6 separate regions of the Mus musculus genome follow, and regions 1, 3, 4, 5 and 6 are each linked to region 2. Evidence: chromatin loops called from intact Hi-C (ENCODE). Cell type or tissue: left cerebral cortex. All regions are shown on one strand.

What was found. Hi-C counts contacts between places; a loop is a spot of excess contacts. Peaks named below come from ENCODE experiments on the same cell type or tissue, not always from the same donor. Only the 100,000 strongest peaks of a DNase experiment are listed, where the experiment ranks them.
Region 1: a loop joins it to region 2, with 2.0 times the contacts of the local background. A loop is called at or near these places in 8 of 42 quality-filtered maps.
Region 3: it touches region 2 in a loop (2.2-fold over the local background); 4 of 42 quality-filtered maps call a loop at or near these places.
Region 4: a loop joins it to region 2, with 2.0 times the contacts of the local background. A loop is called at or near these places in 2 of 42 quality-filtered maps.
Region 5: it touches region 2 in a loop (2.4-fold over the local background); 10 of 42 quality-filtered maps call a loop at or near these places.
Region 6: a loop joins it to region 2, with 2.2 times the contacts of the local background. A loop is called at or near these places in 6 of 42 quality-filtered maps.

The regions. Positions count from the first base shown.
Region 1 is chr9:120,867,052-120,872,051 of GRCm38, reverse strand. It overlaps Gm34425 (a long non-coding RNA gene), which reads right to left and starts at 2,798. Exons shown (of 2, transcript XR_003948280.1): 1 at 1,621-2,798; 2 at 1-347. In left cerebral cortex, no CTCF peak of the experiment used is centred here; DNase peaks (open chromatin) are centred at 1,371, 2,230 and 2,444; H3K27ac peaks cover 2,506 bases.
Region 2 is chr9:120,930,279-120,935,278 of GRCm38, reverse strand. It overlaps Ctnnb1 (catenin (cadherin associated protein), beta 1), which reads right to left and starts at 1,879. Exons shown (of 15, transcript NM_007614.3): 1 at 1,641-1,879. It overlaps 4930593C16Rik (RIKEN cDNA 4930593C16 gene), which reads left to right and starts at 4,477. Exons shown (of 3, transcript NR_040753.1): 1 at 4,477-4,519; 2 at 4,612-4,909. In left cerebral cortex, no CTCF peak of the experiment used is centred here; DNase peaks (open chromatin) are centred at 719, 1,276, 1,911 and 2,644; H3K4me3 peaks cover 2,356 bases; H3K27ac peaks cover 1,682 bases.
Region 3 is chr9:120,881,685-120,886,684 of GRCm38, reverse strand. It overlaps Gm39460 (a long non-coding RNA gene), which reads left to right and starts at 4,707. Exons shown (of 3, transcript XR_871374.1): 1 at 4,707-5,000. In left cerebral cortex, no CTCF peak of the experiment used is centred here; DNase peaks (open chromatin) are centred at 1,799 and 2,659.
Region 4 is chr9:120,795,821-120,800,820 of GRCm38, reverse strand. No RefSeq gene overlaps it. Among named protein-coding and RNA genes, the nearest start is that of Gm39459, 36 kb to the left of the region's middle. In left cerebral cortex, no CTCF peak of the experiment used is centred here; DNase peaks (open chromatin) are centred at 2,373 and 2,628; H3K27ac peaks cover 617 bases.
Region 5 is chr9:120,842,010-120,847,009 of GRCm38, reverse strand. Gm39459 (a long non-coding RNA gene) reads right to left here. Exons shown (of 3, transcript XR_871371.2): 2 at 3,810-3,934; 3 at 3,081-3,607. Among named protein-coding and RNA genes, the nearest start is that of Gm39459, 10 kb to the right of the region's middle. In left cerebral cortex, no CTCF peak of the experiment used is centred here; DNase peaks (open chromatin) are centred at 1,245, 2,590 and 3,987; H3K27ac peaks cover 376 bases.
Region 6 is chr9:120,688,867-120,693,866 of GRCm38, reverse strand. No RefSeq gene overlaps it. Among named protein-coding and RNA genes, the nearest start is that of Gm39458, 16 kb to the right of the region's middle. In left cerebral cortex, a CTCF peak has its summit at 2,025; DNase peaks (open chromatin) are centred at 1,684, 2,128, 2,600 and 2,794; H3K4me3 peaks cover 589 bases; H3K27ac peaks cover 1,627 bases.

The sequences.
Region 1 (5,000 bases), 63 kb after region 2:
CACGCACACGCACACACTGTAAGCCCACCAGCTTTACAGGCAGCTGATAGCATTTCTGACTCTGGAGTCTCTGTACAAAAGGATGGTAGGTATATAGACACTGGATCAGAGGTAGGATGTGTGGAGGGATGTACAGGTAGAGGAAGAAACCACGAAAATCAGCATATCAGGAATTCGCAATGGAGGTGAAGGTGTCTGGATGGCATGAAGAGGTCCTCTGAGGTCAGAAGCAAGCAGTGAAACCTCAGCGGTTAGTAGAGGGTCCAGCCTGGCCATGAAGCGTGGTGTCAAGATCGCCAGACATTCAAGGTGATGGACAGATTCACACAGGATCCACAGAGCCTGCACTGAATAGAGAGACCCACAGAGTGATAAAAGCATCCCCATTTCATTTCAGGCTCTCACTGATCATACGAGAGGAAGCCTGGGCTCGGCCAGGTGGTGCATCGGTCTCTTTTTAATCTCACTTTGCAGTAAAGAGTTGACAGGCCTCGGGCTCAGAGCTGGAAGCAGGTGGAATTTGCAGATGGGATTTAATAACCTTATTTTGTTTTATCTGAAATTAGTGTGTGCGCTTACCTTTTCTCCTGGATTCTGGTTTCTTCCCAGAGATGGATGGCCTAGCAAGCACAGGTCACAATTCCCTAGGATTGAGAGCTGGTCCCTGGGCATTCCCCAGAGTCACCCTCACTCCTCCTATGTCCCAGCTGCCACCTCATCCACTCTATGGGCATGTCACATAGGATTTACGGAGGAACAGAACAGACAGAGCCCCAGTCACTGAGAAGTCAAAAGGACATTTGTGGAGGTTCAGGTAAAAGTGGAGATGCTCTTTATCAGGACTCATAATCGCAATGAATGATAGGGTCATTGACATTTGCATGGGTATCATGTCCATATTCCCTCTAGCTTATCCAAGAGTCAGCACCAAGGTGATGTCTCCTGGCATCTGGTAACTGTGTTGTCCGCCCAGTGGCAAGCCACCACTGTGACATCTGTCCAGTGACCAGCTTTCCGATGATGTCTATCCACTTGATGGGTGGTCCTCCCTGTGGCCAGCATCACAGTGGTATTCCTCCTGTTGGTACCACGGTGACAACCTTCCAGTGGCCAGCTCCCCAGTTACATCCACCCGGTGGCCAATGCCCACACATCTATCCTGGAGTTGTTCTCTGCGGCTGTAGAAGCTCAAAGGGTCAGAGGATATCCACCTTCCTCCCAGCAGCCTTGACCAAGGGCAGGACCAGTGTGTGAGGATGCTAAGGTTCCCTGACCCTTCCTCAATAGATGCTGCTCTGAGCATTTACTCTGAGGCACACCCCACACTGACTTTTGCAGTTCTCCAGGGATTAAACTCAATACCATGCCCTGGATTGGCTCCTTGCCCTCTGTCTCACATCCTCTAAGATACTTGCTAGGTTTCCTTCCAGATAAACTCATTCTCCTAGAATCCTGGTCTAGGACCTGCTCCTGAGGGACCTACATGGAGATGCATGGTGTGTGGAAAGAGAGAGAGAGAGAGAGAGAGAGAGAGAGAGAGAGAGAGAGAGAGAGAGAGAGAGAGAAAGGATCTTGCCCTTTGCACAGGGTGAGACACTATAGCTTACCCTGCTGGCTTACCTGTCTTGATGAGAATAAACTGTCAACAGTAGACACACTGTTAGCTGGGCAACAGCCACAGAGCCCTTTCACCTTCTGCTGCCATGTTCATCCCTCCACATTTGTTCACACTCCTGATTTCTGGGGCCTGGGGAGAGGGAGGCAAGGCAGGCATCAGAGGCTGAGCGCAGGCAGGGTCTGCTGCAAGCCTGTGAGGTCCAGGAAGAGCAGGAGGAGCTATGCTCAGCTCGTTCAGTCTTTTTCCGAGTAAATATCAAGCATAGCTTCTCTTTCTCCCCTGGCAGGCTGATCACTCAGAACTCCCCTCTGGTGGGTACTTTTTTTTCCTTCCAGAACACAATAGAAGGTGTGATGTCTTGTGAGAAGCAAGAGCTCACTTGGAGGAGGCAGCTGTGGGCCTGAAGGAAGAGGTGACAAGTTCTTGGGAATATTAAAGATTAACACCAAATGCTTGGCTGCTGTTAACTCTCTGACGGTTGGTTCACGTTGTTGCCGGAGCCGGAACAGAACGCCGCTTTCCCTCCCTTCTATTTATTCCTTCCCAGCTCTGTTCTGGGGATCCAGGAGCTGGCGATGTCAGATGCCAACTCCTTAAGGGCTGCAATGGTTTTATATAATAACAGAGAGGGGGAGCCTACGAGAGGAAGAAAGAGTCTAATTCAGCTCCAAGGCTGAAATGGGAGCTGGAATGAAGGGGCGGGGGTTGGGGGGAGCGTTGGTAAAAATAGCTCACTCAGAGAGAAGAATACGGCTGGTCTCCTGCGGCAGGCGCAGCCCTTGGGTGAATTATAGCAACCTACTGTACGCCTCACGCACTTGCTTTTGAAATGTTGATCGTGGCAAACAGGGGCCCTTGAATGGAAGGCTGTTGGTGACTGACACTTTGAGTAGAGCTTGGCAATGGACGAGCCTGTCAGGCCTCCTGCTGCCGCCAGCACAGGCAGCATGCCACTGGGACACATATGCTCCTCTCCCCATCGCTCCTTATTTATGCAGCTTCAGTGGCTGAAAGTCCAGACCCTCCCTGGAGGTGCACAGTAGTCTCTGGAAGAGGTTGGAAGGAGCTTTGGGGATCCTGGGGAAGATATGATGGAGAAGAGTATGATGGGGGATATTACTGGGGTCTCCTAGACATGTAGTGGCCTAGAGAGACACAAAGAGAGGATGCCAAGAGGAACAGGGAGAGAGGGAGGGAGGGAAGGAGGGATGGGTGGGAGGAAGTTAGGAAGGAGGAAGGGAGGGAAGGAGACAGAAAGAGATAGATTAGATACATAGATAGATTAGATAGATAGATAATAGATAGATAGATAGATAGATAGATAGATAGATAGATAGATAGATAGACAGATAGACAGATAGACAGATAGATCGAACAGACAGAGACAGAAGAAACCCATGGGACCAGCAGGGGGAATCATACCATCAGAGGGGCAAGAGGCAGTTGGTCCATTACTGTATAATGGGAGGAAATGGAGCTGAGCATCCTCCCCCAAGCTGCAAGGGATCCCCCCACCCCTGCATCTCAAACTTCCTTGCCTTTCCGAGAGGAGTCACATTTGATTTTGCTTTGTGGTCACCTTGGCTTCTACCGGGTAACTCCCTGCAAGAGCGTGAAGACACTTTCGTCGCTGCTCCAGGCTTCCTCTGCCCTCTGTCTCCATGGCTGTCTGTCTTGGATGCTGTAGCTCATAGACCTGGTGCACTGAGAAGTCTCAGGAATGACCCCCTTCTCCTTCCTGCTCAGCTTCCTCTGACTCATGGATTGATTTCAAGGCGATGTGACTCTCTACCTCCCCTGAGATTCCTGCACTCTGGGGAGTGACTTCTGGTTCTTTACTCCCTGGTCTGGGGTGGCTGAGGAGGTGGGACTGCTATGGGTAAGGCTACCCAGGGTCCCCATTTTGTATCTTCCCAATCGAAACCACAGAGGAGGAAGTGGTAAGAGGGAAGATCTTTGTCTTCTTTTCCCAGAATACAGCATGAGAGCACCGTGGGGGCTGGGGGTACACTTGTGGTACCCCACCTGTGATGCTTTGATGTCTGATGATACAGTTGATGTCCACGTGTCTGTCTAAGACAGCAGTTTTCAACCTGTGGGTCTCAACCCCTTTGGGAGTCAAGTATCAGGCATTTACATTATGATTCATAATCATAGCAAAATTACAGTTATGAAATAGCAACAAAAATAATCTTATGGTTGGGTGTCACAACAGCATGAGGGACTGTGGTAGAGGGTCTCAGTACTAGGGAGGTTGAGAACCACTGGTCTGAGAACTTCTATCCCATGTGTGTTTGAGTGTTTGGGGTATCGTGGAGCAGGTGGACAGAGGCCCCAGTGTTCTTGTCCTGTGGGTGGTCCTTCTCTCAGGCATGCTCTGTGTGCTGTCCCAGACAGGCCTGATGGGACTGGGCTCCAGTTTTCTACTGAAGCAAACTGATTGTTAGCACCTTAACATATTGTCTTTTTCTGTCTCATTTCCCAATGACTATTCTAGAACTTTCTCAAATTAACTTTCAAATAAACGACTACTTCCTTCAAATGCTATATGCAGGGGCAGGGGCTAGCCCAACAGGACAGCTTTCTTTCAGTTTCTACATGTCTCTACCAGTGGGGTGTGTGGCCATTCTGCTTTGGGATTCATAGGGACCACCCAGGGAACTTGAGGAACAGAGCAGCTGTCACTCATAAGCAACAGGAAAATCAGAAAATCATGGGACCGGGGACACATTGTGTGAATTAAATTCCCCCAATCAAATTGAAAACCCTCAAAGCAAACCATGAGGAACAGGGTGAGCCTGTTCTACTTGGGCTCTTCCAAACTCTAAGTGGCCATGGTCACTTACAAGATGGGGTATAGATGGCAGAAATGCAGATGGATGGCTGAGAGCTGGGATCTTTAAAAAAAATAATTAATTAATTAGTTAATTAATTAATTAATGTGTGTGTGTGGTTGAGCATGTGCTTTGAGACACATCTGGAGGGCTGAGGACACTTTCAGGAGTCAGGTCTCTCTTATACCATGTGGGGATCAGAGATCAAACTCAAGTCACCGGGTTTGTATCAAGCATCTTTACCTACTGAGCCATCTCACCAGCCTGACCCTGAGGTCTTATGAAAGGGTTTGGGAGAGTCTAATTGTTGAAGAAGAGACGCTGGGGTCAGGTCCCTATTTTCCCACATCCTATGTGTGTCATTCTGAGCCACATGGCTTAACTTCTCTGAGCCTCATTTTACACAATACGTAAATGGAGACTGACACTAGGTATATTCTCCTTCTGTCTCTGTCCTCCAAGGACCCACTGAAACCTGACAGAGGCCAGGATTAGGGTAAAGAGAATCTGAGAGCGACAGTCACTCCAGTCAGGCTGCTGCAGCCCAT
Region 2 (5,000 bases):
TATGAGAAATGATCACATGACAGTTAAACTCTATTTCTTCACGCCTGCATTCGATTAAATGTTTCCCTATCTGAAGATAGTCTTTTTACAGACTGTGAGGCCCAGGACTCTGTCCCAGGCAAGCTAAGCTTTCCAGATAGCCTGCTTCCTTAATTAAGGACTTCAGCCTGGGAGGGTTTGTTGTAGAGAAACATCTGCAAGTTTCCAACTTCCTTGCCACCACTAAAGGCCTTGTCCAGACTCGGCCTTGAGGACAAAGGTTAGGTAGGTCACAGAATGACTATCCCCAGTACCATCAACAATGTTGTCCGCTGTGAAAGGGCGTTCTCAAACAAACCTTGGAGGCACTTCATTTTAATTTCGGGGATTTCTGAATGTTTAAGGTGAAAGTGAACTAAATGTAACTGCGGGCCTTAACTCAAAGTTTGAGCCGGACATACAAAACCGAAATACAAAGGCCACAAGCTTAAGCAACATTAAATTAGAACCAAGAAAGCAAGCTCTTTCCCGGGACGAGGAGAGACTGCACTGAGACATCTGCAAACCTCAAGTAAATAGCGAAATGGCTTCCTAAATCCCAGACAAAACGCTTCACAACTTGGCCATGTGAAAAACATGAGGCAGACTTTATCAAAGGCAAAGCTGCCGTCTCCTCAGCTTGCTGTCTGGTCTAAGCCACCATTATTCATGGCACAAAGCTCTCGTTTCACTAAAACCACTCCTCGATTTCCTCTCGCCGACCTCCGCATACCAGCAGCCCAGCCGCTCTCCATTCAGAGCTCAGGCCCCGGGAGGGGGGCTGCGGGGGGCGCGGGGGAGGGGAGCCCACAGATGTCTGGAGACCCGAGCCCGAGACAAAGCTGCCCCGCAGCCAGCGGGCTCACCGGAGCGGGCCTGGGGTACCGAACTTGGGAGCGTCGGTTCCAAGTCTGGTCCCCCAAACAACACTCAGAACAAGTCGCCAGGCTCCCACGCCCTGGCGGTCCGCGCTCCGGCCACTCCGTCTCGCTCAGAAAGCAAACGCGCTGGGGAGAAACACTTGGAGCGGACCCCACACTTACTGGCTAAGGGCAAGTCCCCCTCCCCCAAGCCCAGGTTTCGGATCCCGCGCACCTCCCCCCCCCCCCGCCTCCAACACCAGGAGTGGCCGGTGACTCGTCCACGGTCCCAAATTCCCGCCAGGACCTCGGCCCCGCAGCCACCAACCCCACGCGAGTCCAAGAAGCCACCCTCCGAGAACACGCTCCTGACGCATCCCGCCCGCTGCATCCAAGTTTGGCGACTCCACGGCTTAAAGTTGTTTGGATTCAAACTCACAGTCAGGTCGTTGCAGGGAGAAAAAAAAATTTGTCTGTGCGTGCTCCACGAGGGACAGAGGGGACGAGCGCCAGGTCTCGCGTCCCCCCGGCTCCGCGGGCCACGGAGGCGAGGCCCCCGCCCACCCCGCCCCCGCGGCGGCCCCAGCCCGGACGCGAACCGCGGTCCCCACCCCCCACGGCGGCCAGCCGTCCATCCGGGCTCCCGGCGCGCGCCCGCCCGGCCCCGGCCCCAGCCCGCGCGTCCCCGCGGCCTCCCGCCGCCACCCGGCCCGCGAAGTTTCCCGCTGGCGCGGCGCGAGCCGGCCCGCCGCGGCGCCGCACCTCAGGCCCGCGCGCTGCTCACTCGCGGCCGCCCGCTCGGCCTCGGCCTCCTGCACTGACGGCTCGGCGCCCACCGTGCTCCGTCTCCGCCTCCCCGGGCCGCGGGCTTCACAGGACACGAGCTGACGCGGCCGCCACCGAGCGAGGGCTTAAGATGGCGCCGCACAAGGAGCGATTTATAAGCGGCGCGGCACCGTGTATCCTGCCGCTGCCGCTCCGCGCGGAGCGTTCCGCCGCGCGAGGACGAGGGGCGGGGCGCGGGCGGGCCGGGGAAAGTAGTCCCCGCCAGTCCGAGTCGCTCTGCGCGTGCGCCGCCGGGAGGGGCCGAGCCGGGGCGGGGCGTCCAGACGCCGCTCCATTGGAAACTAAAGGAATCGAGAGCGGGCCGCCGCCGCGGGCCGGGTGGAGTGCGGCCTCGGACGGCGCAGGTTCGAGGCTGCCATCACCGGTGCACCGGCCGCCACACCCCTGAACCACCATTGGACCCCACCACACTTTACCGCTCCCAGGAGTGTCCCGCTTCCCTTCCCGCTGTGCCTCTGGAATCCGGACAGGGAACCTGGGGCCCAGCCACCTTTCCTCCCCACCCCAGGAGGCCTTGGAGTCCCCAAGAGTGTCTGCGAACATCTATTAACAAGTGATTCAGCTCCACCACTGCGTTCACCAGCGTGATTCCTAGAAACCCCATCTTACCCAGACTCACTGGGTCAGTAGAACCAGGCGTGGGGACCAAGGACAGCGATTTTTCTGTATTGTTTGAGAAACTCGAGTGTGTTGCTGAGAGGACCTGTGGGTAACCTCTTAAATTTTCAAAACTAATTTTGTATCCTTCGAGAGCTCCCCCCCCCCCAAATCATGACAATAGGGTGAAGTTGGATCTTCTCTTGGAAATGGCCCCATTGTTGTCCTTCACGATTGGCACTTGTCAAAACTGGAGCAGTTGGGGTGAATTGGCTGTCTCCAGCCTATTATTCTGAGCTCACGTCTCTTCCCAAACAATGGCAACAGGGAAAGTTGCCCCACTGCCTTCTTTCATCCCAGCGCTGTAATTAACGCAAGTAAACAATAGGTCCTTATGTACAGGTACTGGCAGGAAGCCCATGCATCACTGAGGCAGGGCCGGTGCTGTAGGGCCAGCTTAGTTTTTAAATGACTCAATTTTCTATCTTAAAGACATATCACCGTAACTCTGTGAACCACCACAGTCCACCATGCTGGAGCTGCTCAGTGAGGGCCTTTGTCTAGACCTTTCCCCTCTGCAGCTCTGCTCGGATTTCCGGAGAGTAAACTCTGCTGCTGGCTGGGGCTGACTTGGCCTGCCATAACTCAGAGAGATAGAGCAGGAAAAGGTATTTTACCAAAGCCCTACCAGTGGTGGTTGCAGCTACCAACCCCTAATTTTAATTGTCACATGCAGAGTTAAAGAATATTTGGTCGATTCGTTTAAAATTAGATAGCTGACTTCACCTCTGTCCGGGGTTTCCTTTCTTTTCTTTTCTTTTTCTTTTTTTTTTTGGGGGGGGGGGGGGTTCCTTTCTTTTCTTTTTCTTTTTTTTTTCTTTTTGACACTTGCTTCTTTTTCTGTGTCCCAATTTTGCTTCTTTTTTAAAGGGCACACTATTAAAACTCGTTAAGAAGCGCCTGCACCACTGACAAATCTAAAAGATAAAGACAGCCTTGTATTCATATTCCTCTAGCCAGACGCCAAGACAGAGCACATAATTCTGGCATTTTAACCCCAGCGTAGAATTAAAAGTCTCAATCCCTATTGATAATTCAGAGAATATGTTTCAGAGAAAAGGCAGATTTTACCACAACGCAAACACTCCTCTTCCTATCAGTGTAACTCGGCAGGAGACATAACCAGGTGACTGGCCTTGAAACCAGTGAGCTGAATTTTACATTTTCTCTAGATTTCTGTTCACTTCGTTCATGAAACAAGACTATTCCATAATTTTGTCACCAAAAACAGATGACAATTTCTGTGAAATTAAGACAAATATTGTCATTACACCAGAAAGAAACACGTCATCAACATACCTGATGAATAAAGAAACCTGCTGGTTTTATGAGCTAATTTGAAAATAACATAAGCAGCTAAGGAGGAGGTGGTTTTATAAAATTAGTTGCTAAAATAATTGACCCCAGGTAACACACTTCACATAGATGGCAATTGGTGTCTCTTCTACACCCCTTCTCCTCAAGATCAGCCCAATGGGTTCGACATAAAGTAATTCATTTTGAGAAATGGGATGGGGGTGTGTTTGTCCTGTAATCAGACCACCTGCAGATCAAGCTTTGCCTACACTGAATAGTGTAGAATAATAGTGAGCAGAGAGGATGTTCACTAAAACACACACACCACACACACACACACACACACACACACACATGCTCAGTCTGTGTTTGCACTTTGTGCAGAAGTAAGTATTAATAAGCCAGCATTGGTCCTTCTGCTCTAAAAAATCCATTAGTCAAACATTTACTGCATACCTAAAACAATGAGCCTCCTTTTGAGGACAGCCGACGTCTTTTGATTAACACCTTCATCGTTTAAAGTAAAACTGTAATTGTCAGCCAAGTCCATTTGACAATAGGCACAAAAGATGGAAAAACACACTGGAATTAGGGTGTGGTCCACTTTGGATCCTATCCCAATAACCCTGGGAAGGAAGACTCCTTTCCCAGCAGAGCCATACACTCAGAAACAGCCAATACTGACTCTCTAAGACCTGTTAAAAATAATTTCTTTATGATAACGTGGAAACACCAGGCAAAAAAAAAAAAAAAAAAAATCACAATCCGCTTTCCGTTCTAACGTTCGTCAAGTGGGCTATTTATGGATCCAGACTTTTGATTTGTAAAACACCGTGTCAGGGGTATGTCATCTTTTTGTTGATTTCCAGTTGAACAGGCTAAGCAGTTGTAAATACCTCTTGTCAGACTACGTGTGGCTTTTTCTCCCACACAGAGGCCGTCTAGTAACCCACTGGGCAGATTCCGCAGAGAGCCTCCGTGGAAAGCTCTCGCACGCAGCCCATGAACGGCTCCAGAGCAAAGGAGGGACCGTGAAGGAAGCGGGAGGTGATGGGTACGGAGGTGGCTGTGGCCTGGGCCTTTAGTTATGCTGGCACCAACCTTCACGCTTGCAGTTGCGTGTTCTCCGGGCCTTCCTTGGATTATGTTCTAAAGATGTGTTTTAACGGCTACCGTACAGAGCGAGATGAGGAAGCAATGGAGACTCATCGTGACAGGCAAAGGGCACAGAGGTATATATGTTTCTTCATATTTCTCAGAACAGATACCAATGCGGTCCTAGGAAAGCATGCTTTGACACGCATACTCCCCAATACTATACGC
Region 3 (5,000 bases), 49 kb after region 2:
AAATTGAATTGAAAAGCTATACATGGTTCTTGAGAGATTCATTTGAACTACAAACCACTTAATACAGGTCTTACTCCTGAAGGAACCCTGGAAAGTACACAGTGTATCCGTGGGGTGAGCCCAGCCATTAGTCTTCTGTGTGGTTCTAATTTATGTATTGCTTATGTAGATTTTTCTTATTGCAACTTTAAGAGGCAAAACTTAGTCATCAGCTATTTCCAAGAGTTATGGTGTACATAAGCTAGAACAAAGGTTTCTGCTCCTCCCCCATCCCTTCTCCCTCTTCCCTTTGTCTCTCCCCCCTTCTCCCTCTTCCCTTTGTCTCTCCCCCCTTCTCTCTCTTCCCTTTGTCTCTCCCCCCTTCTCCCTCTTCCCTTTGTCTCTCCCCCCCTTCTCCCTCTTCCCTTTGTCTCTCCCCCTTCTCCTTCTTCCCTTTGTCTCTCCCCCCTTCTCCCTCTTCCCTTTGTCTCTCCCCCCCTTCTCCCTCTTCCCTTTGTCTCTCCCCCCTTCTCCCTCTTCCCTTTGTCTCTCCCCCCTTCTCCCTCTTCCCTTTGTCTCTCCCCCTCTTCTTCCTCTTCCCTTTGTCTCTCCCCCCTTCTCCCTCTTCCCTTTGTCTCTCCCCCCTTCTCCCTCTTCCCTTTGTCTCTCCCCCCCTTCTCCCTCTTCCCTTTGTCTCTCCCCCCTTCTTCCTCCCCTCCCTTCCCCCTCCTCTCCTCGGAGGTGGTGCTCACCAGTTCTCAAATGTTCTGTGTATAATTGTGTGCAGACTTTCAGAGCAACCTTTTCCACACCGTCGGCCATTTTTGTTTCTGTTTATTTGTATTCTCAAATAGGGTTGCAGTAAAGACCCTAATATCTGGGATTTGTGGTCTAGTGAACCCATTGGTGCAAAAGGGTTCTTAATTCTGAGTTTTCTGGTTCTTAATTATGACTTTCCTGTCATGACGCACTGAAAGATTCGAGTAGTCCACCATTCAGTCTGAGCCTCTTAGTTGGCTTGTTTCTCGGAGTGAACAAACTATTCATTCTCACTACCTCATAAATAAATTCCACATATTTTTGGACCACACATACTTTGTTCTCCTTAGGAGCATCTGCTTGCCCGCAGCACCCAAGACCTGAAATGTCCTCCCGAGGTAGGTGGCTGAGCTGCCACAGCTGAGGAAAGGGTAGCTTGTCCCCTTTTCACAGACTCTCTGGAGTTTGACCTGAGGGTTTGCTCCTGGCAGGTAGGCACTGCTGACTCCCCTGAGGGCCCCATCACTGCTCTCAGCCGCCAGTGGCCCTGGCACAGAGGTACAGGTAGAATGTCTCCTGTATAGCTTGGTCCTGGTGGATGTTCTGCAGGGACACAGGGCAGCCTGTTTCAGATCCAGGAACTCCTGGTACGGGATAAGAGGAGTCACGAATCTCCTTGGCTTAGGACCAGTCTCCAGCTTCTAAGTCTTCTTAGCTTCCCTCTTTTGTGCTTGCAAAATAGATGTTACATTTCCTCAATATCCAGATTTCTGTTTCTCTTTGACATTAAAATATCCCAGAGCTGGGCGGAAGGCATTGACGGTTAGTGTTCCTCCCTTGGCTGTTTGGAAACCTATTATTAAATAGCTGGGGCCTTGTACAGCTTGGGGGAGGGGGAGCCTTGATTGGGGAGTACAAGCATGCTCATCTTTCACTCCCTTCAGGCCCCATTACACATCCAGCCCCAGATGGCCCACCAGATCGAGCACGCAAAACTCCACCCTTTGTGCGGATAGTAAGGAAGACAGGCCGCTGACTGTTTCCTGGGATTCCAACAGACTTGAGTGGGAGGTAGAGACTGAGCTCACCGCTTCTTCCCGTGGCTGCTCCGGGCCCCTTCCAATAAAGCTGCTGATCCTGTCTATGTAATTAGTGGGTGCATCATTAACACGAGAGGAGCTCCTAGCTTTACAGGCTCCTACACGTCAGACAGAAACGTCCAGGCAGACACTTGGCTTCTCCTGCTTGCCTGTCGCCTTTCTTGATGCAGCATTAAATACTTGACAAGAGCAGCTCAGGGAAGACAAGATTTACCTGGGCTCACAGTATGAGAATATACCTCCCTCCTGTCAGGGGAGGAAGGCAGCAGGCACGTGAGGCAGCTGGTCATGATGCATCAGTAGTCAGGAAGCAGAGAGAGGCGAACGCTGGTGCCCAGCTTGCTTTCCCTTTTCTCCCAGTCCAGGACCCCAGTCCACAGGGTGGTGCTGCCCACAGGCAGGGCAGGCCTTCCCACCTCAGTTAACTGACTCTCTCTCTCAAAGACATGCTCACAGGTTTGTCTCCTAGGTGGTCCTAGATCCTGTCAAGTTGACAATTAAGACTAGCCACCACTGGGGCTAGAGAGATGGTTCAGCAGTTAAGAGCACTGGCTGCTCTTGCAGAAAACACGGGTTCAGTTCCCCGAACCCATGTGCTGGCTCACAACTGTCTGTAACTCTGGTTCCATGGGGTCCTTGCACTCTCTTGATATCTGAGGGGACCACACACACATAGTGTACTTGTATGCATGCACCCAATACTTATACACATAAACTAAGAATAACTCCTATGATTGACCACCTCAGCCATGCATGTGTATTAGTTCTGAGGATGGGCTGGTGCTGTGCAGGAGAGGAAAGCTAGACAGACTTCCAAGCAGCTGTTCCAGGAACTGGAGGGGGTGAGTCTCCAGAGTGTAGGAGTCAGCGGATGAATTTTCAGTTCCAGTAAGAGAATCTTGGGGAAGTAATGGGTTGCGAGGCTGCAGAAGACGCAAATAAACTAATATTTACTGAGCATGGACTGTGTGTCAGGCACTGAGGCTGGCTGTCTTGTTGAGTTTCTGAGACTCGGGATTGGATCTTCTCACATGGGCAGTGATTGATGGCTGTCCACCACACAACCCAGGCTCACCACTGTCTGAGTCTTGAGGATTAAAGGAAAACTCCACAGGATGGCAACCTGAAGTGACTCTGTTCCTTGAATCTTTTCTCCACTCTCTTCTCCGCTGGTCCAGACTACCACAGTGTCCTGGCTGGCTCTTTGTAAACTTGACACAAGCTAGAGCTATCAGAGAGGACGGAGCATTAGTTGAGAAATGTCCCCATAAGATCTGGCTGTAGCAAGCCCATGGGGTTATTTTCTTAATCAGTGATTGATGGGGGAGTGCCCAGACCATGTGGGTGATGCTACCCGTGGGCAGGTGGTCCTGAGTGCTATAAGGAAACTGGCTGAGCAAGCCTTTGGGAGCAAGCCAGCAAAGCAACACTCTTCTATGGCCTCTGCATCCACTCCTGCCGCCAGGTTCCAGCCCTGTGCGAGTTCCTGTCTTGACTTCTTTCAATGACTACAATGTGAAAGTATAAGCCAAATAAATCCTTTCCTCCACAACTTGCTTTTGGTTATGGTGTTTTATCACAGCAATAATAACCTTAACATGGCCAGGACAAACCTTCTGTAATCCTAGTGCAGATTGTTCCCTCCGCAGCCTGGCTGGATTCTGCCTCCGCAGCCTTGTTGACTGTAGAGGCGGAAGTGCTTTGCTCCGGGATTCCTGCTTGCATAATGGGGAGAAACCTGAAGCCCCCTGAAACCTCTCTGGGTCTCATGGTCCCCCTGAAGCTTCTCTGGGTCTCATGGTCCCGGCCTTGGAGATACTTTCACAAGCAAGGCCCTGCTCCATTTGTCCTTTGAGCTTCTGTCTCCAACAGGGCACACAGTGGTGTCCTTGTCCCCAACCACACCTGCTTTTCTCCTCTTTTGCTTGTGGCATTTAAGTAGGAGCCGGGTCTCTACGCTCCTGTTTCCCACCCCCATCTTCTCTCACCCAGGCACTCACTGAACCCTAAGTGTAGCTCCAGCTCTTTCCCCCACTTCTGTCTGTCTGTCTGTCTGTCTGTCTGTCTGTCATCTCTGTGGCCCTCACTCCCTGCTGGTGATGTAGTGTCCCACCTCTGTGAGCCGCATTCCCTACTGGTGACCTGGCCTCCCCACCTTTTTCCCTGCTTGGTTTCCACCTTCTGCTTTGGAGCCCTGGATTCCCACCTTGTAGCCCAGTGATCTTTCTAGAATACAGAGCTGACCACATGGCATCCTTTCCAGCTTCTGTGATCCTTAACAAGACTCAGGACATTGCCAGCTGGCTGCTAAGGCTTCCCCGGCTTTGTTTCACACATTTTTTTTCCCAGTCAGTTAAGACCTGCCTCCTCTGTGTGTGTATGTGTGTGTGTGTATACATACATGTACATGTGCGCACTGGGGAGGGGTAGTATATAGTCCCTGAACTCAGCTGTGAGGAAATTGCAATTTTCCCATAGTTGAACTCCTACTATCACAGTTTTTGCTCTATAGTTTAAAAAAAATAAAAATAAAAACAAAACACGTTTCCAATTCAAGGTACTGCTATTTTTAAAATTACAGTGATGAAAAAAATATAAAAATTTTAACCATTTTAAATATGTAGTTTATTGGTATTAAGTGCATTCACATGTTTGTACGACCATCACTGTCCATTTCTTGAATATTTCTGTCTTCCCAAATGGAAACTCTACACAGTAAACCAAACAGCACCCGAAACCAAGCCCCACCTGGAGTCATGTCCCTTTGAAGTTGACAGGTCAATGATGGTTTAATAATTAACCTTTTGGTCACTATTTGCAATTTGCCCTCTCTCCTGAGGGCTTTCCTCTTCTCTCTGGGGAGGTGTAAGTCTGCTGGGACAAAGCTACACGCCCAAGGTTGCTTGTGTTAGTCTATTCCCTGAAGTTTCTCTGATGGGAACTTAAATTTCCACTGGAAAGAAGTCGTTTTTTTGCCATTTGAATATGAAATGGCTTTATATGTTGAACTTTTGAGCCCTCCATGGTTTCAAATTTTTGGAAAGTTCTGTAAACTTTGAAGATGATATCTGGTTCCCAGTCTCTTCTTCCGTCCATCACAAGATGAATGGCCACCTCCTGCACAGGCTCCAGCTGCCACAGAGTCTCAGCAGACTGGAAGAG
Region 4 (5,000 bases), 130 kb after region 2:
CACCTCTCCCCCTTCTGAATCCCAGGTTCACCTCCCAGCTAAACTTCTGCACTAGAACTCTCTTCTTACCGTCTATTTCTGGAAGGAGTTACACCTGTGCACACTCCTGCCCAGATGCTAGTTTTTTGTAACCTGTTTGTTTAGTCACCGTTCCAGCACTTCAAAGAGGCACCATGACCAACTCAACTCTTATAAAGGAAAACATGTAACTGGGAGCTTACTTACAGTTTCAAAGGGTTAATCCATTATCACCAGGTCAGGGAACAGGGCAGCAGGTGGGAGGGCATGGTGCTGAAGGAGTAGCTGAGAGCTACATCCTGATCCACAGGAGGAGAGAGAGAGAGAGAGAGAGAGAGAGAGAGAGAGAGAGAGAGAGAGAGAAACACCACATGCATGTGTGGTGCCCCTTGAGGCCAGAAGAGGGCATCAGATCCCCTGGACCGGTTTCAGATGGTTGTGAGTCACCATGTGGGCGCTTGGATCCAGGCTCCGGTCCTCTGCCAGAGCAGCCCTTAACCTCTGAGCCATATCTCCAGCGCGTGTTTGAATTTCTTTCTAAAAGAATAGAGGCAGAGTCTGTGATACTAATAAGGGAGTCACAACCTAGCAAATTTGAGCCTCTTTGTAGGCTCTCAGCCCTACTCTTGAATGTGTCTGTGGAAGGACCATTCTGGTATCTAAAGTGTTAATTAGAGCAACATTCACAAGTAATGAGCTAAGCATCTCAGCATCTGAGATACTAGATGGCTGACTGCTGCCGATACAGTCCGTTCTGCCTTTCACATTAAAAGTTAGATATGCACCATTTCCTTCCCAGTCCTGAGATTCTGCCAGTCCCATTTGAAAGGGGATGTTTTATAGCAGGCATGAGTTTGGATTCCCCAGTCTAACCTGCCTTTCCTTCCTTACACAGAACTCCAGTGAGCTCAGCTTCCCACTGGCCAGCGATGATCAGAGAGGAAGACGTCCTGTAGGAATGTCTTACAACCTTGTCTCCTTGCCCACCAGACTGCATATCCTGAGAGTGTATGTGTGGGTCACATATTTTATTTTCCTCCGTGTTCTTAGATACAGGACTGTGTTCAAGGCTTAATGAGAACTCAGGGAACTTGGGTTAGGTTTACTGACTTCTCGCACATTCATCAGCCATGTGCAGAGGGAGTCAGAGTCCCTGAAAGAGAGGGCACTTCTTGAAGGGACAGGAGAATTCTGTTTGGGTCTGAAGAACCCAAAGTCAAACATGTGGCCAATGGTGAACACCTACAGATGTCCTTGCGCTTAGTAATTTATTCCCGAGAGATCTCTTACGCAGCAAGAAGCCATGGAAAGCCGTAGGGTGTCCTCTTGGCTCATGTTAGTATGTGTTCAACTCTGTGGATCTTAATGCTAGCAGCCTGGGGTAGCTCTCGTGCTAGTAGGATGCAGCCTGTGTGCTCAACACCCTTCAGTCCCTTTTCCAGCCCGCTTCAACACTGGGAATGCTGGGAAGGCAATGGCAGAGTTGCTGCAGAGTTGATGAGGGCGGTAACCACTTGGACCTCGCCACCTCTGTGGGGATGCTGGGCGGAGTCCGCCTGAGGGGTCAGTTGGGAAACAGAAATTGTTGCCCCGGAGCTGACTACATAGGATTGCTTTTCATTTGGAACGACTGAAGAATGGGGCAGATGCCCAGGTGTGCTGGCCCTTTCATGTTCACATCAAATGCTACCGGTGAGTTCCGGGATGCGGGTTGGGGGAGGGGGGAGGAGAAGGGGGGCAGGCAGTTGCTGCTCCAAAGCAGGGGTAGGGCTTATCATCCGAGACACAGTTCAGCCTGTCCAAAACACAGCTGGCTGTAAATTCTAGGCTGCGATTTCCTGGGGCGGACAGGTAAGAGTGTTCCTAGATGAAAGAGCCAGGGCTGATGAGACAGGGGGAAGAAACGCCGTGGGTGTGCCTGTTCTTTATTTATTCGTTCATCCGTTATCTTCACAAGCATCTACTGCCTTGTCCAGGAAGCATCGCTCATGGGCCTGTAGAAGGATCTTCACCTGGCAAGCTTACAGACCCTGAGGCCCACCCCAGTCCTGCCGAAGCACTTATCACCTTAACTACAAAGCTTGGGGGCTCTCATCCACATGAAAGGCAGAAGGCCTGATCTATAGGAGAGCTCCGACCCCCTAAGTAGGGCTGCCCACAGGGATGCTGTGAAGGAGCACCTGGCAGGCACTGCATCCCACTGTGAGGTGCTGGAGAGGGCTGGGCAAGGTGCCTCCTACAGGTGCAGTCTCTTAGGAAGCGGCAGCAACAGATGGCTTATTATTGCTTTCAGTGTTCCACTTACATCTGCCCACACTGGGACTCACGACAACAGTCCGTGCATTGGCAATGTTGCCAGGGAGATCTGAGGAGTCCCTTTCCTCGGAGTCATGAGAAATGAAGCAGCGACGGGCACAGTCCCGTCCCTGGTGGCCTCTCCTCACCCTTACTGAATCTTCTAGGCTCAAAGAGAAGGGATGGCCCCTTCTCTTTCTGAAGGGACTCTTCCAGGAATGTTCTGTCCCTGGGTATGCAAAAGAGCAGCTGTCCAGAAGTGGAGCAGGGCCTGACAAAAACCCTCCCGATATGGAGCTCTGAGAGTCTGCAAGTCACTCGGCAAGTCTCCTGCACCCGCCTCCTGGATGAGGAGGGTGCCTACTAGCTGCTGCCAGTGTGTGTGTGTGTGTGTGTGTGTGTGTGTGTGTGTGAATCCTTAGCTGCCCTAGCAGCCCCAAGCTCCTTTTCCCAGCCCTTTCCATGAATTCAATCAGAATGCTATTTCTGGGGTGCCTCACTCCCTTTTGGCATGTGCATACAATAAGCATGTATGTTTGCATATGTGTTTGCATGTCTGGCAGCCCATGTATGTGCACATACGTGTTTGTGCTTGTGGGGGCAGCTGAGGATGGCACCGAATGTCTTCCTTGATAGCTTCCACATTCCTCACTGAGGAATGGTGTCTTGCTGGACCTCAAAGCTCCCTGACTTTGCTGGTCTAGCCACCCAGCTTGACCCCAAGGACGCCCTGTCTCTGCCTGCTCAGCTCCAGGACTACAGACAGGTTGCCACACCGCTTCACCTTCATATGAACCTTGGGTTGGAACTCCAGCCCTCACACTTTTGCAGCAAGCCCTTTATCTGCTGAGCCATATCTCCAGGCCCCACAGCATCTTCTTCATATTTGAAACTAAGGAGAGAAACTTCTGGAGTGAGGAAATATTTTTCTTCTCTCTCTGCCCAACTGCTAGTTCCAACCTCTGGAACAGCACAGGGTTTTGGTAAAGGAAAAGCAGGCTGGGAGAAGCACAAGGCCCCGCCCCTCCCCTAGGGCTCACCCTTGGCTTTCCACTCAACTTCTTGACTCCATAACACATTCTGTTCTCCAGTGGCCAGTGCTAATTTCCCCAGCATGCCTCTTTTCTGGGACACACAGGACAGGGCCATTTCACCTGTATAGAAAGTCTACAGGATGGGGCTTGTGAGATGGCTCAGCAGTTAAGAGCACTGACTGCTCTTCCAAAGATCCTGAGTCCAAATCCCAGCACCCACATGGCGGCTCACAACCACCTGTAACAAAATCTGATGCCCTCTTCTGGAGTGTCTGAAGACAGCTACAGTCTACTTACATATAATAAATAAATAAGTCTTTTTTTTTTTTTAAAAGAAAGAAGGAAGTCTACAGGAACCAAGCATTTTTTAGTGGTGGCCATGCATCAAAGGCTGAGGGTCACAGTGTAGCATAGCCATTGGGGGTGACCCTCTCATCCCCCGGGAATCCTGCTCACCTACCCTCCCCCACTCTGGAAGGTTCCAGCCAGCCCTCCCCCCTGAGAGGTACACCCCCCCCCCCCCCCCGTTAAGCCATCTCCTCAGCTTGACTGGTTATTCAACCAAAAGTGTCAGATGTTTAGGACAGAGGAAATGCTCCCTGTGCCTTTTAGAGACTTCAGGCTGCAGTTGCTATTTTGCCTTTGAATAAGCTATTTTTATCGACAGAGTGCACACTGACACAAAGCGCGTACCTAAGCGACACAATGTATGATGACTTCACAAAGTGCACACACCTCATGGACCAGCAGCCAAGCTGAGGAATAGATTATCCACTGTCTTGGCAGGGCAGGAGGCTCCATGCTCAGTGATGCCTCAGGCCAGGGATGCAGAGACCACGAACGGTGCCGGTATCCTCCAGATGCAAGAATCCTCCGAACTGGGCCATGGGTTTAGGCTGCGACACCACCCACTGCCATGTCCTTCCTGCTGCCTGGAAGAACCTACTCAGGGTGGAGAGATCAGAAGCCCACTCCTACTTCCCACCCATTTACTCTTTGAAGTCTCTTTTCTGTGTTCTCAGAGCCCCTGTCATCTCTAATCTGACAGTCTGTCCTTCCCCACTGGCACTGGCCCCAAGTGTTCTAGATGGAAACTGTACTCCTTTGATAACCCCCACATGAAAAGGACCACAGGAGTGAAGGTTGGGGGGTGAGACAGTGACAAATGTTCAACCAAGAGTGTCCCTAGGATCAAATGGCAGCTAGAAGAGCAGAACGGCAGAGTGTTTGCCTAACATACATGAGGTCACATGTTCCATCCCCAGTGCCCCACAGGCTGAGGGTAGAGGCACACACCTGAGATCCTAGCAGTACAGAGGTGGGGGCAGGAAGTTCAAGAGTTCAAGATCACCTTCTGCTACATAGAGAGTTTGAATCTAGCCTGAGATCCACAGAAGCCTGTCTCAAACAACAAAGAGAGTGGGAGAGAGACAGATAGACAGAGACAGACAGATACACGGACACATGGGTGGGGGGGGGAGAGAGCTAGAGAGCGAGCAGAATGTGGAGGGAGGGGCTTGGGAGTCTTTCCTCTCCCTGAGGGAGGATATTATATAAGCAGTAAGAGTCTTCTCTAGGGAGGAGACCCCTCAGTAGTGTGGCTCTCCGGAGCCTTTGAGAAGCTGAATACCACAGCTGTCTGAGCATCTCCAT
Region 5 (5,000 bases), 88 kb after region 2:
TGAGATATGTAGCCTTGTGGACCAGGCAGCTCCTGACTCTCATCCTGTGTGTGGGCAACCACCATTGGACTACCCAGCCTGCCTAATGCAATCATTCTTTATCCTGTTGGTTCTTCTCTTCTGAAGAATCCTGGCTAACAGCATGGTGACACTTAAGAAATGAGTTAAAAGAGGGAAGCCTCACGTTTACACTCACAACTCATCTTCTCCTCTGACTAAATATTGAAGTCGGGGCTCAAGAATGTGGATCTGAGCCGGGCGGTGGTGGCGCACGCCTTTAATCCCAGCACTTGGGAGGCAGAGACAGGCGGATTTCTGAGTTCGAGGCCAGCCTGGTCTACAAAGTGAGTTCCAGGACAGCCAAGACTATACAGAGAAACCCTGTCTCGAAAAACAAAAAACAAAAAAACAAAAACAAAAGAATGTGGATCTGAAGTTAAGTGATCCCCTTTCTGGAATCTTCCCATGTGTTTCCTCTGGCCATTGTCCTGCCCTCACTTATGAGGCGGCCTCCATGTGTTCTTCCCTCACTGAGGCACTGGCTAAGGCCAGCTGCTCCATGCCTCAGATGTGTCTCTCCATGAGCATCCAGTGGGGTTGTCTCCCTCAGTGCTATGGGCTAGAACGTAGAGTGTTTGTAAACATGCTTTGGCCACAGTCCACACTATGGCCAAGCACCTTCTCTTTCCTCTTCCCCTCCCCCTCCATTCTCCCGGGCTCATTTCTCCTTTTCTCTCTTCCTTTCATCCCCTTCTTCTTTTACTTTACCCTTGGGCTATCTGGGATATTCTGGGGATGTTCTCAGGCTCCCATGATGCTCTGGGATTCATTCCAGACTCTGATTTGTCCAAGAAGGCACACCTGAGTGTGAAAAGTGGCAAGCTCCCAGCAAAGATCATGGTAAGATTATTTATTTTGTCTTCAGTTTTTCTATCTCAATAAAAAAGAAATAATAATGTCTTACCAAAAAAGAAACTCAACTCCCAACATACAATAGATGTTTAATGCATACACACAGTATGCCAACACACAGTAAACGTTTTTTAAAAATATCTTTACTTTGAGTGTGTTGCCTGCATGTATGTATGTGCATGTGTGTATGCATGCACGCCTGGCGCCTATGGATCCAGAAGCCCTGGAACTAGCGTTGCAGGTGGTTGCAAGCTACAGTGAGTGTACTGGGAATGAAAGCTGGGTTTCACGGAGGAGCAGCCGCTGCTGTTAACCGCGGAGCTGCCTCTTCATCCCCACAATAGATGCTGCTGACATCATCATGTGTCTGTGGCATGCTAACACTGGGTGGGCTGAGAGAAGCACCAAACTCCTACGTTAAAATTCCGCACCATCTGAAGCTTTCAGCAGTTTTGTTTTCTACAGCTGGTTATTGGTAACAGTATCATGCTGGCTCTGGGTAGGGACAGGAGAAGTGACTGATTTCTGTGGGCATGAGGTTCACGAGAGGAGACCACATAGCAGCCGAGGTAGGATTCTCAGCTAGACTCAACCTTATCAACTAATTAATCAGTTGGGTAGCGGAGGGTTCCAGAGGAGCCACGCCCATGGACAACGTTGAGCTTCTCCCATTGAACGTCTGCCTCAACTCCAGAGAAAAGTGGCATGCATGTGCTGAACGGTGGGAAGCTCTGACCTTGGAGACTCGCTTGTGAATCCCATTGTTGTGGGCTTTTGCTTTGCTCTTGACACAGGGTCTCATTACGTAGCCCAGGTCATCCTGGAACTTGTGATCCACCTGTCTCGTAGTGCTGGGACTGACAGGCAGGCACTGTCACACCCAGTTCAAAAGACAACCCTCCTCCTTCTCTTTCTCCTCCTCTTCCTCCTCTCCTTCCTCCTTCTCTCCCTCTTCCTCCTCCTCCCCATCCATTTTCCTCTTCTCTTTCTCCCTTTCCTCCTGGAATGCTAAGATGCATCACCACAGGTGACAGAGCCTTTTTATGGAGCAGATGGACAGGGCCGTAACTTATTTTTCAGTTCAGAGTTTTCTTTTTTTTTTTATTTATTATTTATTATATGTAAGTACACTGTAGCTGTCTTCAGACACACCAGAAGAGGGCGTCAGATCTCATTACGGATGGTTGTGAGCCACCATGTGGTTGCTGGGATTTGAACTCTGGACCTTCGGAAGAGCAGTCGGGTGCTCTTACCCACTGAGCCATCTCTCCAGCCCCAGTTCAGAGTTTTCTTTCTTCACTTTGGAGGGGGCACTGCTCCCAACGGCAAAGGCTGCCCCAACTCAACACAAGATGTTCCTGGGAGGGCAAGAGGTGGTGGTGTGGGGGGTGCAAAATAAATCAATTCCCACCAACTGGATGTTTGTTTTCTAATGTCCAGAGAAAGTTGTTCAGACATCTGCTTCACTTTTCCTGGGCAGAATAATCTCTGGTTTAACTCTGGACAGAGGGAGTGTGGTCCCATCTGGCCACTGGCTTCCAGAAGGGTTAGAATTTTGATCCTTTTTTGGTTACATGAAAAGCTCTATCTTTAGCTCCCATAATATTCCCCAAGCCCACTGATTTTGGGGGAGAGGCATAAAGAGCCTAGAATTTTCCCTAGACACGAACACTGGCTCTGTTCCCAAGGAGATGAGGATGGAAAATGGGAGAAAATGATACAGGGAGTTGAACACACAGATGGGTCCACGTGAAGAATGCAAAGACAAGTCCATGTGAAGAATAAGATGGGTCCACATGACGAATACTGGGGAAATAGAAACATCAAGATTTAGGGCAGAGAGAAACCCATGCCAAAGGACAAATAACAGCAAATTTAGTTTTGCAGCCTCAACAGGCTTTGTTTGTGAGCCTAGAGTCGGGGCTATAGATCCAGAATGGCTCACACTGCTGGATCCCCCAGGCTCATTTGAGGGGATCTGAACAGACAGTTGCTTGGGATTTCCTGGCTTCAAACCCGTGCCCCTCCACCTCTGCCTCCCGAGTGTAAGGCTTGCATGTGGACCGGGGTTTCATCCCAGATGGAGTCTGTGGTTTGGGTTATTGCAGCATTACCAAGTGGACGAGTTCTTAATGGGGATGTGACTCACAGATGTGTAGCTTGGTTCTTGGTGCCCCAAGCACGACCTCACTCCTTGAGGAGGAGTCGGTATGCATCAATGCTTTGCTCAGTCTCCCAGGCCCCAGGAGCCTCAGGACTATGGGCAGCTGCAACATTCATTGTCCAGTATTGAACCTGTTTATGACCGAAACGCTTAGCAAGGAAGGGATTGGTTACTTTGTTGCTAACTGATTGTTTCTTTATGCTCTATGACAGGTGTGGCCCTGGGACCCATTCTCCAAGCCTGGGAGAATTACTGCTGCAGTCACAAACTCAATTGTTCTCATTGCTGACATTTTTTACTTAGCTGCAGGCAGACTCCACTCTCTTACAGGTGCTCACCCCTCCAGGGCTACTGCAGTACTGTGAGCCTCAGGCTGACAGGTTACCAGGGTTGGAGTCACCTTCCATGGGATGTAGCTTACAGTGTTGGAACGGCCACCTCATTACCGGCTTTACAAAAGAAGTACCACGGATCCCGTTTCACAGATGGATAGGTTGAAGTGTATGTAACCTGTCAAGTGACAGGCACGTCCTACAAGAGAAGAGAGATCAGGGGAAAAGTCAGGCAGAGGATAGGAAATGGAACTGTTTCCAAGTGGGATACAATGGAGATGCTGGGACTTGTGTACTAGGATGGTGGTGACTCGGGTGCAATGAGAAGGGAGGGCTGCTGAGGACAGGGACTGTTTATCTAAAACTGCTTTGGAGCGAAGGCCCTAGCCATCTACACACACCTCTTCATAGGCACCCTGCAGAGCGCTGGGTGCAGGCTGCTGCTGTCTTCTTTTTCTAGTTTAAATTGTTTTCCTGAGAAATGGCCGAGCTGGATCTGTATGTGGAGACAGGCTGGACCAGAAACCTTAAGAAAAGGAGACAGGAACTCTCATCGGTTAGAGCAAGAATTGCTAGAGCCCTGGCACCCTCTTCTGGGAAACTCAGCTCTACTGAACACACGTGTGGCCTCTTTGGAGGATCCTGGAAAGGTCTGATAACACTCTGAGTCACTAAAACAGATGGTGAACATCTCAGAATGGTTTTGGGAGCCCCAGCTGGCAGGGTCATTCTCAATGGATGTTGGCTGCTGGCTCACCTTGTCAGCTCAGGTAGGACCCATCCACAGTCATGGGTCACTCTGCTTAAAGGTGGAGTGGCCATATTACCAATCATGAGTCACAAGCTTGTTATGTATTGGTTCTAATGATCTTTGTGTTAATTTGGCTCCCGAAACCACCCAGGAACCCTCGAGTCTGTGCTGAGCGTCCCTACCCCCAGTTGGCTCTGAGAAATAAAGCTGCCAACAGACAATGGCTGGCCATTTCCAAACCTCCCTGTGGCTAGCACACTCTTCCCTTCAATATTTCTGAATTAGTACTTTCTAAAATCTATATTTCATCTCTGTCACCCCAGACCCAATTGAGGGAGTGGTCCCTGGGGTCACTCTACCCCAATTCTTACATGTTGTATGCTGTCTTCCCTGCAGCACCTGGGGTCACTCTACCCCAATTCTTACATGTTGTATGCTGTCTTCCCTGCAGCCCCTGGGGTCACTCTACCCCAATTCTTACATGTTGTATGCTGTCTTCCCTGCAGCCCCTGGGGTCACTCTACCCCAATTCTTACATGTTGTATGCTTTCTTCCCTGTAGCCCCTGGGGTCTCTCTACCCCAATTCTTACATGTTGTATGCTTTCTTCTCTGCTTGATCTTTCTGATTCTGCCTTTCTCCCTCTCCTGCATTTCTTGCTGGGGAATCCTAAAAGTCCCACCTCTGTCTCCCTGACCAGCCATTGGCCGAAATCCCTTTCAAAATTCCAAAGATGTTCATCACCAAAATTAAAAAAGAATCCTAAAATTCACATAAAACTAAAGAAAGACCCTAGATGCCAAAAAGAATTTCAAGCAAAAAGAATACTGCCAGAGGTATGG
Region 6 (5,000 bases), 240 kb after region 2:
TAGAAGATGATCATCCAGGGTGTGGCCTTGGCTTTGACTCCTGGATAGCTGCCTTCTCCTGGGGTTTCTGTTCTTAGAATCCAGGGTAGATATAGATCCAGGTTAGGACAGTGACTTATCCTTGTTTTTTAGTCCTGGAAGCAGGCTGAACTATGCTAGGTAGGCAGACACAGGCATTCCTGTGCTGAGTCAGGCAGAGCTCTGAACCAAAGCCAGGGACACAGACAGGGAATGAAGGCAGAGATGGCAGGCTCCGCCCTTTTGGTCCAGGTGAAGAGTCAGCACTTTTAATCAAGAGCAACAACTAAGGGCCTCTTAGAGAGATCTGGGTGAAGTTGACAGAGTGCAGGGCACTCAGAGAGGGGAGGAGAACCATCTGAGTTGTGAGTGCAAAAGCAACTGAGATTCTTGCCGTTTTCTTTCCTGTGCTGCTGTGTTTTAAGTCTCTCTCTCTTGTTGGTATGAAGGATGCAACATTTCTTCAGGGGTTTGGGTATCCACAGTTCGCTCCCACCTGCCCTGACAGCACAGGCTTGCCATTGTGTGAATGCCAGCTTACTCTCTGCAGAACCTCACACGGCTGGCATCTAGGAACAAGAAATGGAGCCAACAGCTTTCGGCCGATGAGAGGTGGAGTTGGTAGAGGAAGTCCAACTTCTTGTGTTGGTTGGTTGGGACCCTTCACAGTTGTTCCCAAGACAGCAGCAGCCTCACTTGGGAACTCACAGAAATGGAAGCTATCAAGGTCCGCCACTACATACTGACTGAATCAGAAACTGAAGCTGGGCCCCAGCAGACAGGGCTCCACAGCTTTCCAGGCAACTCTCCTGCGTGTGCAGATATAGCCGTGCATGCTGTTTCCCAGAGTGTCCTTGCGGCTCTAGCTGCCTAGGGCTAACCTGTTTATAAATGGAGTGTGTGCTGTTCTGACCACAAGTCTCCAATATCATCTTACTCGTGAGAAAGCAGGGAAGGTTGTATTCTGGAGAATGCGTGCGTGTTTCTGCTGGTACCATATACAGAGTTGGTACAGTCTAGAGATGGAGTATTTTCCTATCTATGAATATTCATCTATCTACAGTCACACGCATACATAATTGCTTATTTACATGCAAATCCGTGGAGATCTGCATTAGATAGAAAGGAATAAAAAAAAAGTTAGCTGATTGTTGTAGAGTTGAAGCCAACAAGACTGCAAGTGTCTGACCCCATACCTGGACAAAGTACACACTCAATGAAAACAAACATAAATGCCCACGGCCCTTCAGAAGGGTGACATGTAAAGCATGTCTGGGATAGCCCCCAAGCGAAGGGGCCTAGGAACTCCGAGGAACAAGAATGTCTCAGACACAGATTTGAGGGAGAATCTGGAGCTATGTCTCGGCTCTCGCCTTCAAAATCAACCTCTGTGTTCCGCCTGTGGCCTCTGCCACAGAGCTAAGGATGTGAGAGGCACCAGCTGGCCTGCGCCTGTGGTGACCGTCCCCACTTTTCCTCTTTGCATCAGTAAAGCATCCCTCTACCCAGGAGGGGAGTGAATCTATTGCTCTGTGGGCAGATGGCTCTCTCGCTTCTGAGAAAGTAGGCTGTTTTGTTACTCTTCTCGCTACTGTGGCAGGAAGCAACCTGAGGGTGTGCTGTGGCTCACACAGCCTGCCAGCCTGATGGCGTCAAGAACCACCTTCAGACAAACCCCTCTGAACTTCTGTGAAGAAGTTTCTAGATTATTTACTTGAGGTGGTACTACCCAGCCTAAACGTGGGTGGTACTGGGATCCCTGACTGAGTACAAAGATGAAAGCGCTGAGCACAGACGTGCACGCAAGCGTGTGTGTGTGTGTGTGTGTGTGTGTGTGTGTGTGTGTGTGTGTGTGTGGTGTGTGTGCGCGCGCGAGGAACCAGGAATCCCCACTGGCTGCAAACTTCAAGGCTGGGTCCCCAGTGAGCATCTCTCCCGAGCATGGAGAAGGCACAGAAGGGCCAAGCCTCTACTACTGCCTGCTTCTACAGGAACCGCTGGAGGGAAGTGAAGAGCAGTGTGTGTAGATGCCGCCCCCGTCCCAGGCCCCGCCCCCTGCATGGCCCCAGCTAGTGACTTGCAGCCGGGACAGCCAGCCTTCTGCATCCCGGCAGGGTGCCGGGAAGTAATTCACTGCAGAGGCTCCTCCTCAGTGCAGTTTCCTGTGGCCAATTATTTTGGGAACGAGGACTGGAGGTTTGGGTGGAGGAGGGGCAGTCAAGGGCCTGGAAGCAAAAGGGCATGAGGCTGATCCGGCCTCCATGCCCTGATGTAGAGGTAGCCTCCACCCTCCACACGAACACAGAAGCGTCACATGGACCCGCATTGTGTGGCTTGGAAGTCCTCCGCTTGTACACCATCCCTCCAGAGTCAGGAACCAGACGCTGGAAGGCAGCCTTTTAGTTTTTTTTTTTTTTTTCCACTATGGGAGGAATGAAGCGGGGAGGAGGGGTCCACACACTCACACGATCCAAGTAGACTTCTCCTAGTTTGTTTTTCTGACACATTGGAAACCGCACAGTGCAGAGAAAATTCGTCTCACATGCTCAGGCCTGCTTTCCCGGAACGCATCCAGAGACGGCTGTGTCAACACTGCTCAGCCAGCCAGCCTCAAAGGGATGGGCTCTGTCAAGGAAAAACTCAACCCAGACCCTGGCGTGAGGGGGCGGCGGGGGCTTTGTGTATCCTTTAAAGGGAGAGTGGGCCTCTAAGCGGACCAGGCACTTCCCCCACCACGCAGTTGTCCCCACACCACCCCTGTATCGCAGGGGTTCCCCGTCCCAGATGGTGCTGAGCTGTGTGTGTGTGTGTTCAGCTGCTCTGCTTCCTCTGAAGCCACAGGGAGGAACCGGAGAGGGAGCCAGGAGGATGGAGGAAGCCTGGGTGGAGGATGTTCCTGGTGGCTAGAGCAGCTAGGTACCACACTGGATGCTGATTTGGATGGAGAGGAGCCTCAGAAGTGAGTCCCCAGAGTTTGAGATCTGGACGTCAACCCTCAGTGTTCAAGACCCAGATGTAACACCACCACCTCCCCCCACACCCCACCACCAAGTGTTAAGAGACCTGGACCTAATTCCCACGCTGTTGTTTGAGATGCAGATGTAACCAAGCCCTCTCTTAAGAGACCTAGCTGTAAATCTCACCCCAACCTAGCCCTAACAGATTCAAATGCAAACTCTCCCCTACTCATTCCCCTATTCACTACTGTAAATTCCCAGTGTGAGATCAGGTGTAAGCATCGGGTGTTTCTGTGAAACTGGAGCTTCCTCTGCAGACGAGAGAGAGGAGCTGCCTCTGGGCAGCCAAGGTGTGGGGCCATCATGGCTCACTGACCGTGGCTTCTTGCTACCTGCTTGTCCTTGGAGGCCTTCTACCTGTGGCTCGCTTCTTCAGACACAGTTTGTGGTTCTCAAAGCTGCCTGTGTGGTCAGGAATGTTTACAGTTTGGGATTTCAGTGACCACAGCCTACCAGGAACAGCAAGGAAACCCCTTGTTTCTCTACCATAAAGTAAGTTCCACTGAGCGCCATTGCCCAGTTCCTATGAGGGCTACGGTCGTTCTAGGGTTAATTTAGGATCTTGAGCTCTGGCCACAATCCAGATCCTAATGACACTGTAGAGTTTCTTGTCCCTCCTGGCTCTCCCCTCAGTCTTGAGCTCTCAGGAGCAGGCATGAACCGGTCAGTGGGGTTGCGGAGAGCAGAGGTAGTGGAGCGGCTTCCTCTGCCTTCAGCATCTGTGTAGTGGTGGTTGGGGCCTTCAGCATCTGTGCAGTGGTGGTTGGGGCCTTCAGCATCTGTGTAGTGGTGGTTGGGGCCTTCAGCATCTGTGCAGTGGTGGTTGGGGTCTTCAGAAAAGCTGGCTGGGAATCAGTTTGGCCACAGATGCCTGGGCTCTCGCCTCTGTGTGACCTCGCCCTGCTGGTGAATGTCTCCCTGAGTTGCTTCACTTGCCTGCGACTGTGGAGACAGTGTGCCAGCTCCCTCTACCATTGCTGAGAAAGTCAGCTCCCTGCCCCTCCCCATCACTGCACTGCCTCCACATAACCTGCTGGATACAGTCTGGCACAAAGGTAAGAGACTTACCTCTGAAACAAAAGGATTTTTCTCTTCCCTCAGCTCTCTCTAAAGTCAGGAGAAACCATCCTATCTCTCATCCGCCCTCTGACGACCATCCATAAAGCCCTAGCCTGTCACATATATGCTTGAGATTCTGGCCAAACCCTGACATCCATGTGACATGTAGTGGGTCCCCCCACCCCCACCCCCAGACTCCATTTCTTCAGTAATGGAAGGGGAGTCTTTATAGATTAAATATAATCCAGTGATGATTCAAAGCCCCATGTTGGCTTTTGGTTCTGATCTCACGAATTAGAGCCGTGAACAAGCTCTGAAATTGACCAATTCAAATTTTACCTGTCCCTTCCCCGTCTATCCCGTCAAAGACATGCTAATTTGATCTATAATGTGGCCAAAGGGCAGATATGAGAAGGGAGGAGAAGCCAGAGGCATGAAAAATCCCCAAACGGGATCATCCACTCCCTGGATAATGGGTCTTGCCTGAGCAGAATGCTCAATGAAGCCCGCTCTCCATCTCCCTCTCCCTCTCCATCTCCCTCTCCCCCTCTGCCCCAGCAAGCCCTTGCCCCTTTCTGCAGAAGCTGTAATCTCCGTGCCCTAATGCATTAAACTGTTGAGTTCCTTAGACAAAGCACTGCAGTCCTTATTTCATTCACAGGCGGACAATGTCGTTCGAAATCGAGGAAGTGGTTAAGTCTTCGTCCGCAAATAGCTGGGTAGTCCAAAGCCCTCACCAAAATGCCAGGCCAGGTTAAGTCTTCGTCTGCAAATAGCTGGACAGTCCAAAGCCCTCACCAAAATGCCAGGCCAGGTTAAGTCTTCGTCCGCAAATAGCTGGGTAGTCCAAAGCCCTCACCAAAATGCCAGGCCAGGTTAAGTCTTCGTCCGCAAATAGCTGGGTAG